2 separate regions of the Mus musculus genome follow, and region 2 is linked to region 1. The links are chromatin loops, found by intact Hi-C in ENCODE. Cell type or tissue: heart. All regions are shown on one strand. Each heading gives the region's core, and the rest is flanking DNA. Links, peaks and the distances in the headings are about the cores only. Region 1 holds the start of Puf60 (poly-U binding splicing factor 60). Region 2 overlaps Parp10 (poly (ADP-ribose) polymerase family, member 10).

Region 1 (4,383 bases), core at 1-4,000:
CCGAGGCAGGCACCGGCTGTCGGGTTCCCCACAGAGGCAGTGACAGAATGGCTGTTTGAAAGGTGTGGAGGGGAATGGGGGTTGGGAGAGATGCTCTTCCCCTCCTGCGTGTTAACGGAACGGGAAACCCTCGTCTCTGCACCATGGCGCAGAGCAAATGCTAACGGGTCCGCCCCTTCCGCGTCCCCAACACGGGGCGTAGCCGCGCGGGTCTGGAGCAGGCACCAGGACACCCTAATGCCACCGGACGCCTAGACAGTTGTCGCCCAGTCTCGGCAGACAGGACCGCCCCGCGGGGATCCAGCAGGGCAGCTCCGCGGCCGGCCCACCCCGCCCAGCTGCCGGAAACTGGAGTCCTCGAGCCGGAAGCTGCAGTCGAGCCCCAGCCGTGGCCGCAGCCGCGCGCTCCCGCTCCGCCTCCGCCCCGCGTGCCGGGGACCACGGTAAAGTCCGTACGAGGTCCGGGTCGGGCCGCTGCGCACCCAGGGTCCCCTCCGCACCCTGTCCCAGCCGACGACTCACTCCTCCGAGCTGAGGGCCGCCCCCTGGCCGCGAGGGACTCACTTACGAGAGCTATAGTCGCCGTCGCCATCTTGCGTCCGTCGCGGCCGCCGCGCGCGCCACAAGCATCAGCTCCCTCCGCAGTCTCGCGCGATCTGGGCGTCGGACGCGGAAATCTCGCGACGTACGGCATAGCTACGAGAGCGGAGACCGAAACGCATTTCCGGGGCGGAGCAGGCCGTTAATGTACCGGAGGAGGACGGGGCGGGCCGGGGTTTTGGAGTGGCGACCCGGAGAGCCCTCCCCTGGTCGGGGGGGGGGGGGGTCGACATTTTTGAGTCAGTTCCGTCTGCCTCTTTTCCTACCACCCTATTTTAGTTGAGTCCACTCGCTGAAAGCTCGTAGACTGCGGAGACAGAAGACAAAAAGACTGATGCATCGTCCTTTGCATTGTCCATCTAAAGTCAGGAATCCTCATTCATTTTGAAATATGGTCTCTTTCCTAGTGAGAAAATAGCCGTTGACACGAAGATGGCCCCCAAAAGATGGCTCCCCAGCCTGTCCTGTGGTTATTGTCCTGTGGGCATAAATGTGTACGTTAGTCCCCAAGTCCTGAGCTATGTGTAAATATGTAGTTCATCTGGGCTTTGTGGCCGTAAGGCTGCCTGCAAGGCACCAACCACATCTGTAAGCTCAGGCACCTTCAAACTCCACCGGATAGCCATTCTCGTTTTCCACCCCTCGGGTTTTCAGACTTTAATATAGAGATCTTTAGCAAAACATGGCAGAATATTTTCCTCCCCCTCGGTACCCCCTTTAAACAGGAAAAAGCTCTACTGAAAGCAAACCTAAGTGGGCAGAGAAGTGGAATGCTGGGGAGCCAGGGGAGGGCCTTAGCAGGCTGGTGTGTGATGCTTGTGTCTTGAATTCTCCGAAAATGTGCAGATAGTTTAAAAAAAAAAAAAAAAAAAGTAGGTGCCTCCAGACTTCTATCCCTAATACAGGTTACTAGTCGTTCTGGCTCTGCCAACAGTGCCTGGAGATTAGCTCCTCCTGGGAACGAAGCGCTGAGACCCAGCTTAGCATCTCACTCTTAAGCAAAAGTGGCCAGCCAGAATCACCAAGCAGAAGAGCATGAAAAGAAACCAAGACAACAAAGGAAATGGAAGATACCTAAAGATGTTGCATCCCCCAAACAAGAAAATAAAGATCATGAACTTAGATTTCCCCATTTAAAAAAGAGAAAAATTAAAACGGCCAGGTGTTGGTGGTGCACTCCTTTAATCCCAGCACTTGGGAGGCAGAGGCAGATTTCTGAGTTCGAGGCCAGCCTGGTCTACATAGTTCAGGACAGCCAGGGCTACACAGAGAAACTCTTGTCTGGAAAAACACCCCCCCCCCAAAAAAAAACAAAACAAAATCTGCAAATGAGCGATTCGATAAGTTGAAAAATAAAGTTGAGCTATGTGTGGTGGCATATACCTGTGATCCCAGCACTCCAGAGGCAGGGGCAAGGAGAAGCTCTGTGAATTGGAAGCCAACCTGGTCTACCTTTCCAAGTAGTTCCAAGCAACTGCCAAGACTACATAGAGAGATCCTGTCTCAAAACACAAAACAGAAAACCCATAAAGTTGAAAGTTTCAAGAAAACAAGCGATAATCACATTGGCCAATATTCTTCAAGAATTAGAATTAGATGGGCCCACTAGAGACTCTGAAAATACACACACACACACACACACACACACACACACACACACAGGATGTTGAGTGGGCTGGGTCTCACCACCACCACCAGGGGGAACCCCAGGCACCACCCTCTGATAGTGATGGACCTTGCTTTTCAGAAAAATCTTTGGTAAGCTGATAAAAACTCTGAAATGTTGAATCTGTCTTCTCTAGAACTAGCCAGAGATCAGACTGCATGATGACAGTATTTGGCTGCTTTAGGTATCTTGTGAGTCAAAAGTGAAGAGTCAATGGTTTTTAACAAGCACTGCTTCTGAGTGCCTGTTCCAAGCATGGGCAAGGTGGATCTCTGTGAGTTGGAGGCCCTGCTGGTCTACCTTTCCACTGAGTTCCAAGCAAATTCCAAGATAGTCATGACTATATAGGGAGATCCTGTCTCAGAAAAAAAAAAAAAAAAAAAAAAAAAAAAAGATCAGGTTGGCCTTAAACTTTCAGATCCACCTGTCTCTGCCTCCAGTGTGATTCTATGTACCCCTGCCAGCAGCTGATGGAACAGATGCGGAGACCCACAGCCAAACGGAGCCTAAAATTGGAGATTTGTAACCACAGAATCAGCTAAGCTGGCCTCACAGGGCCTATGCTAGCTCCTCTGCATAAATATTATGGTTGTTAGCTTGGTGTTTTATGGGACTCCTAACCATGGGAATGGGGGTGTCTCTGACTCTTTTGCCCGCTCTTGGGACCCCTTTTCACCTCCTGGGTTGCCTCATCCAGCCCTGATATGAGGGTTTGTCACATCTTGTTATGCTGTGTTGGGCTGAGATCCCTGGGCGGCCTGCTCTTATCTAAAGGAAAACAGGAGAGTGGGTGTGATGGGGGAGGGGGAGCTGGGAGGGGTGGAAGAGGAAACTGTGATTGAAAGCAAAACAAAATTAAATTAAAAAAAGAAAAGAAAAAAGTCTTCACTCTGCCCTTGAGCCCTCTCAGAGCAGCTAGCTCCTGCCCGTGCTTACCCATAACCACCTGGTAAACAAATGTAAAACAATAGAAAATACAAATTCAACATCTCAATAATTTATCTAGGAGACAGGAGAGAAATCAATGAACAATTCAAGAAAATGTCATCTTTTTCTTTTTTTTTTTTTTTTACTGTAGCAGGTCACTGATAATTTCCAAAACACTAGGCAAAGAAAGAATGAGGAGAAACAGAAGAGCTCTTACACAAAAGGTCAGAATTCCGAAGCATGGCAATTCCTGGAACTAGAAGAATGTAACATGACACCCTTAAGTCCTGAGGAGAGAATGCTTTCAGCTAAACAAACTTCTCACAGTTTCACACGTCTAAGATTCGAATAAGGATAAACAGGCAAAGATTCCATAATTTCTCATCCATTCTTCTCTGGGAAGCTTCAAGTGGGGGTAAGTGAAGAGGAATGCATGGGTCCCGGAGAGGAGAGAGAGGCATGCGGACAGATCCTGGTGCAGGGCAGCCCACACTGAGGACTGAACCACAACACAGGAAGAGGCAGCAGGCTCACTCAGTGGAGATCCAGCAAGAGAAGGGTAGTCAGTTGGGCTTGGTCCTAAATATTGAGAGGAGCCCACAGATGAATTAATGGCAAACAGAAAGTAAGGAGCAGAGCTGGGGAGTGGCTCAGCAGTTAAGGGGGACTTGCCACCAAGCCTGATAATCTGAGTTCAACCCCTTGAGCCCAAATGGTGGGAAGAAAAAAAAAAAAACTAACTCCTACAGGTACAGGTTGCTGTATGACCTCCTTGTAAGCTATGGCACACACCACAACCACCACCACACACACACACACACACACACACACACACACACACACCCCATTTAAAAGAACTAAAAAGGAAAATTATTAACTTCAGAGAAAACAAAAAATTGTGCAATACGGAAAATATAGTGTAGGACACGTTGTCCTCTGCTAAAACCTACGCTGATGGAACTGTAATACTCATCACCGATGCCCATCAAAGTGGGGTGATGCTGGGGCAGAGAGTGGGCAGGTGATTAGCCCTACAGACTGCCATGTGGGGGCACCATGGAAAAACCAGTAAACAGGACTAAAAGCGCGCTTGTGGGGGCACGGTGGCACATGCCTTTAATTCCAGCATCATGTGAAAGTGAAGCAAGCCTGGTCTATGTAGTGAGTTTCTGGCTGTGATGACTATTCCT
Region 2 (4,383 bases), core at 148-4,147, 150 kb after region 1:
GGAGCGCATCCATCCCTTCCCCGGGCCCCGAAGGCTGCAGGGAGGCGAGCGAAGTTGGTGAGACTTGAGGCGAATGACTGAGCTCTGTTGGGACAACGGTCGGGGACAGCAGCTGGGGACACGGCCGGCTGTCAGGCTGGCTAACCTGGAGGGGCCCGCGCTCCCGACAGGGCAGACAGGGGCCAGAGGCTCCGTACCTTTGTACTTCTCCCGCACCTCCTCGTAGGCCTGGATGAAATCCTGTTCGTCGGGTGGTGGGCCAGACGTCAGCAGATGGGCCATGCTGGCGGGAGAAGAACGCAACGGGCCGCCGCGCAAGGCCAGCCCTGGCGGCCGCTCTGCCCCCGCCGCCTCCGCGCGCACGGCTTAAAGAGGCCTCCCCCGCCCCGCCCCGCACCCAGGATGCCCCACGGGCGGGGCGGGGCCGGGCCAGCCAGCAGGCGACCTGCCCCGTAGCTGGACGCGCTGCCTGGCGCGCCCCTTCGCGGGAAGCTGAGCCTTGATCCCACACACATCCAGTTGCAAACACTTCCCTGCCGACTCGGGAACCAGAGGCGGCTGACAGGACTCGGTCTAAGGTGGCCGTTTCCTTTGGCCGGCTGCGACTTCTCCACCTCCTTCGCCCCGGGCCACTTCACCTGGCCACCGGAGTGAGGCCCTTCCTGCCTGGCTCCCTCCCTCCTTTCGCCGTTACTTAGAACTTCCTCCCTCCGTCCTAACAGTGGAGATACAGTTTTGGCATCGCCGAAATATAAGAGGCGCTTGAAACACGGGGGAAAGTCGCACATTAAAAAAAAGACAGAGTACACAATTGACAAAAGAAAATATCTTCGTAATTAAACAACAACAACAAAGTTCCTTTCTACCCGTCAGTCTCCCAGCATCGACACGCCTTCCTTTCCTGATTGGCTCTGCGCCGTTCCTGGAAACCTTAAACACCATATGAACCAGGAGCTCTGCGTCTAGAAACCAGTCCTTAGAAAATTACCAGACAGCACAAAGACAACATGTGGGGCTGGCTACAGCATAAAGGGCAGTAAACACAAAACCACCCAACCAGTAAAAAGGGCTTCTGGGGTACCCTGTCTCTACCCTCACCCCTGTCTTTAAAGGTCTGAGGTAGTGAAGGGTATTCAAAAGTCCACGTGGGAAAATAACCCATTTTATAAATCATCAATTGTGTGTGTGTGTCCTGCACATGCTCTCAGATCAGGAATAGTCTGGGGGGGGGATATGTCTTTTTTCTGTCCCCTTCCATTTCCACAAGCTACTGCTATGCTTCCACCAGCAAAGTTCCTGGAGACTGTACCATCTCCATGCTCACTCAGCACCTGGCCTTTCAACTCTCCAATCTACCCTTACCACCTCCTGCATTTCAAATGCCTCATCATCTCCTAGAGGACAGCGTCAGTGTTCCTTTCCCAGGGCATCCCACCCAATGGCCTCCAGCCTTACGGTGACCCACTTCTCAAAGGAACAGGCTGCCCTCCAGATAGCTACCCTCCAACTGCCTGCTGTCTCCCATGGTGCCTTTCGCCTTGTCTTTCCCATCCTTAGGGACTGGCAGCTCCTGAAAGGAACAGCTGGACTCTGGCTCACACGGAGGTTCTAGGGCTCTCACAGATTAAACATCTTCTCCTCTCCAGGTGGCAATGTGCTCCCACCCTGAGATGGCACACAAGACTGGAGAAGCGGTTTGACCTCAAGAGACCAAGAAATGATTCCAACTGGAGATGGGCACATGGACCCGTTTCCAGGAGACCACTGCTGAGCTGTTGCAACAAGAAGCCAGACGTCAGCTCTTTAAAAGTCCTCCAACCTCCTGCAGCTACCAAGGACGAGCCAGCAGGTGGAGCTGTGCTACCTGACCTCACCAGTTCAGAAAGAGCCCTCCCTCATAGCTGAACGATGGCCCCTGATGTCTTACCCAGTCAAACACAGGAACACACAGTACATAGAAGGTGTTTAACACCTGTGCTGATAAGGCAAGCTGGCCAGACCCTTTCCCATTACCTGCAATGCGGATGACGGCCCGCTCTGCAGGGTCCAAGACGCTCCCATTGCCCACAGAACCACCTCCACTTCGCCGACTTCTCTGTGTTTTCCCAAGGTTCCAGGGCAGTGTGTCCCCGGGGCTGGGTGAGCCACTGCTTCCATTGGAACTACCTTCAGCCACTGCCACTGGCCGGACCTCAGAATCCTCCCCTGACATGGCCTCCTGGAGGGAAAGTAAGAAGGAGTCACACTCTCACCTGTGGGGAAAGTTGATACTGTGCATTGACCCACCACCACCTCCTTAACCTGAACATTGATACTGAACTCCTATCTTGCTCATACACTGACCCTCTGATGCTCATCCCAGACTTTACTCCCATTCCTATCTATCCTCGCCTCCTCCAGCAAACACACTTGACCATCGTTCCTGTCTCTTAGTTACCCAAACGCTAACTATCCCCGCCCCCATCCCCAGCACAGGACACTGACTCCACCCTCCACCTGTCAAACTGGAGGAGAAGAGGGCACTACCTTCAAGCACACATTGATAGGACCCTGTCACTAGGACTAGAGCTTCCATTCCCTGCATTTCAGTCTTGGACTCCCTCTCCTCTGATCCTCCAATAGGCTGGTAATGAGGCCATCAACAAACACGGCTTATGTCCCTACTGTCCCATTCTTCAAGACCCTCAACCCCAGTCCGCGGTCACTGCATCTACCTCCAGGCTCAGTCTTTAGGACGCCCCATCACTCTTACCCCACCTCTAACCTACACAGTCCCACCTCTGTCTCTGCGATCTCTGCAGCAAAGGCCTATAAATAGCTGGAGCCGCAGCGGCGTGGGTTGCGGGAACTCGGATGCGGCAAGGCCCGGGGGAGCCCGGCAGCCGCTCTAGCAACCCACCAGCTTACTGCGTGCAGCCAAAGCGCACGCATCCCCACGCGTGCACACGCCCCAGCTCCCTGCTCCAAGAGCACTGGCGTGCGAAGAGGTGAATGGGGCTCTGTCTCAGCGGGGGTGGCATAGAGTGGGGGCACAATGTGGGCTCTGTGCCTCGCCCTCGGGCCAAGGGCTGAAAAAGAGTCAACGGTCCTCAAGCTGGTGCCTCTCTCGACCCCACTCCACCGCGGGGCCCTTCAGTGGCTGTCTCTGTTCCAGCCCCCAACCGAGCCTGCCTTCATCGCGGCGTTTTCTGCCCACACTCAAGCACCTCCCGTCCAGTTCCGCAATTTCCTGATCCCAGGGAGGTGTTGATCTCTGCATAGAGCAAGAGGGGCTGTGAAGCAGCACCTAATTCCGGGTGGTCTGAGGCCATCCACCCCTACCCGCCTTCCCCCCAAAACTCCCAACTCATCTGGAGCCTCTCCATACCCTCCCAGTTCTACGCTCCTGGTGGTTCCGCTTGCCTCCTCTCAGCCGCTGCAGCCAGACTCCTGGGGCCCAGGAGAACCGCGGAGGCAGCGCAGGCGGGGCTAATCCAGAGCCCCGCCCCGGTCCCACCAAGAGCTGCGCTGCCCGGGCGCCTCCGAAAACGAGCAAAGGATTCACGCGTGACCGGGCTACGTGCCAAGAGTACTGGACCCGGAGGTTGCAGAACCGGAGCCGAAGATATGACTAGATCAGGCGGCACTCACCGAGTGCGCACACCTTGGTGGGCGGTGAGTGAGGAGACAAGAGATGCTGCTGGCGATCGTGAGGTCGTAGGAGTGCACCGCGTCCAGACGCCTGGATCCACTGCCCACCGCCGCCCCCACCCTCCGTGAACAGCTGACCCGTCCCTAGCCACGTGGGTGGCCCCCACTCCCCAAACAGGTCGGATTCTGAGTTCCAGCCGGTCCTTCTAACTGGTTTCAAGTACAGGTTTATTCAAAGACAGAGAACCCCTCTAGGGCGCGGTCCAACCAAGACGGGTGTGTCTGGCGGTGCTCCCTCCTGCCGTGTTCTGCTGACCCCTGGCGGTCGAGCAGGCCAAGGAACCATTAGGTCTGGCCCTCCCCAGTCCACAGTCATCCTGTCTATCCAGCCAAAGACAGGAGTGCTCCCGTGGGCAGCTCTGACACTTAAGGACTTTGTAGAGCAGGGAACCAGAAGCTGGCCTCTTAGGTCAAATGTCCAGGAAAGAGATCCAAGAGACCAAGAGAGTTATCAGGGGGTACCCGGGAGTATGTTCTTGCAGGTGATTAGATGAGTCGGTAAAGCTTGGGTATCGTGAAAGATGACAAAGATTCTGGGCTGCTGAAGGCAGTCCACAGCGCTGTCGTAGCGAAGCACCTGACCGGAGACCCTCAAAGGAGGTGCCTTCAGACCGCGGGAACCCTGTCCATAGTCACCCGTCAGCACCTGTGCCACAAACACTGCCTTGTAGCCTTCTGCGTTGGGAGGCGAGT

What was found. A loop is a pair of places that touch in the nucleus more often than their neighbours do. Peaks named below come from ENCODE experiments on the same cell type or tissue, not always from the same donor. Only the 100,000 strongest peaks of a DNase experiment are listed, where the experiment ranks them.
Region 2: it touches region 1 in a loop (2.5-fold over the local background); 1 of 42 quality-filtered maps calls a loop at or near these places.

What each region holds. Positions count from the first base shown.
Region 1 is chr15:76,080,282-76,084,664 of GRCm38, forward strand. It overlaps Puf60 (poly-U binding splicing factor 60), which reads right to left and starts at 665. Exons shown (of 12, transcript NM_028364.2): 1 at 569-665. The coding sequence starts at 592. Gm48952 (a long non-coding RNA gene) reads left to right here and starts at 2,245. Exons shown (of 2, transcript XR_003951572.1): 1 at 2,245-2,358; 2 at 3,345-4,383. In heart, for the core only: a CTCF peak has its summit at 2,317 (motif pointing right); DNase peaks (open chromatin) are centred at 350 and 670; H3K4me3 peaks cover 1,964 bases; H3K27ac peaks cover 3,004 bases.
Region 2 is chr15:76,229,161-76,233,543 of GRCm38, forward strand. Parp10 (poly (ADP-ribose) polymerase family, member 10) reads right to left here. Exons shown (of 11, transcript NM_001163575.1): 11 at 3,835-4,383. The coding sequence ends at 4,142. It also overlaps a transcript of Plec not described here. Among named protein-coding and RNA genes, the nearest start is that of Parp10, 12 kb to the right of the region's middle. In heart, for the core only: CTCF peaks have their summits at 1,846 (motif pointing right) and 3,960 (motif pointing left); DNase peaks (open chromatin) are centred at 391, 1,981, 3,361, 3,831 and 1 weaker place; H3K4me3 peaks cover 3,646 bases; H3K27ac peaks cover 1,966 bases; H3K27me3 peaks cover 2,131 bases.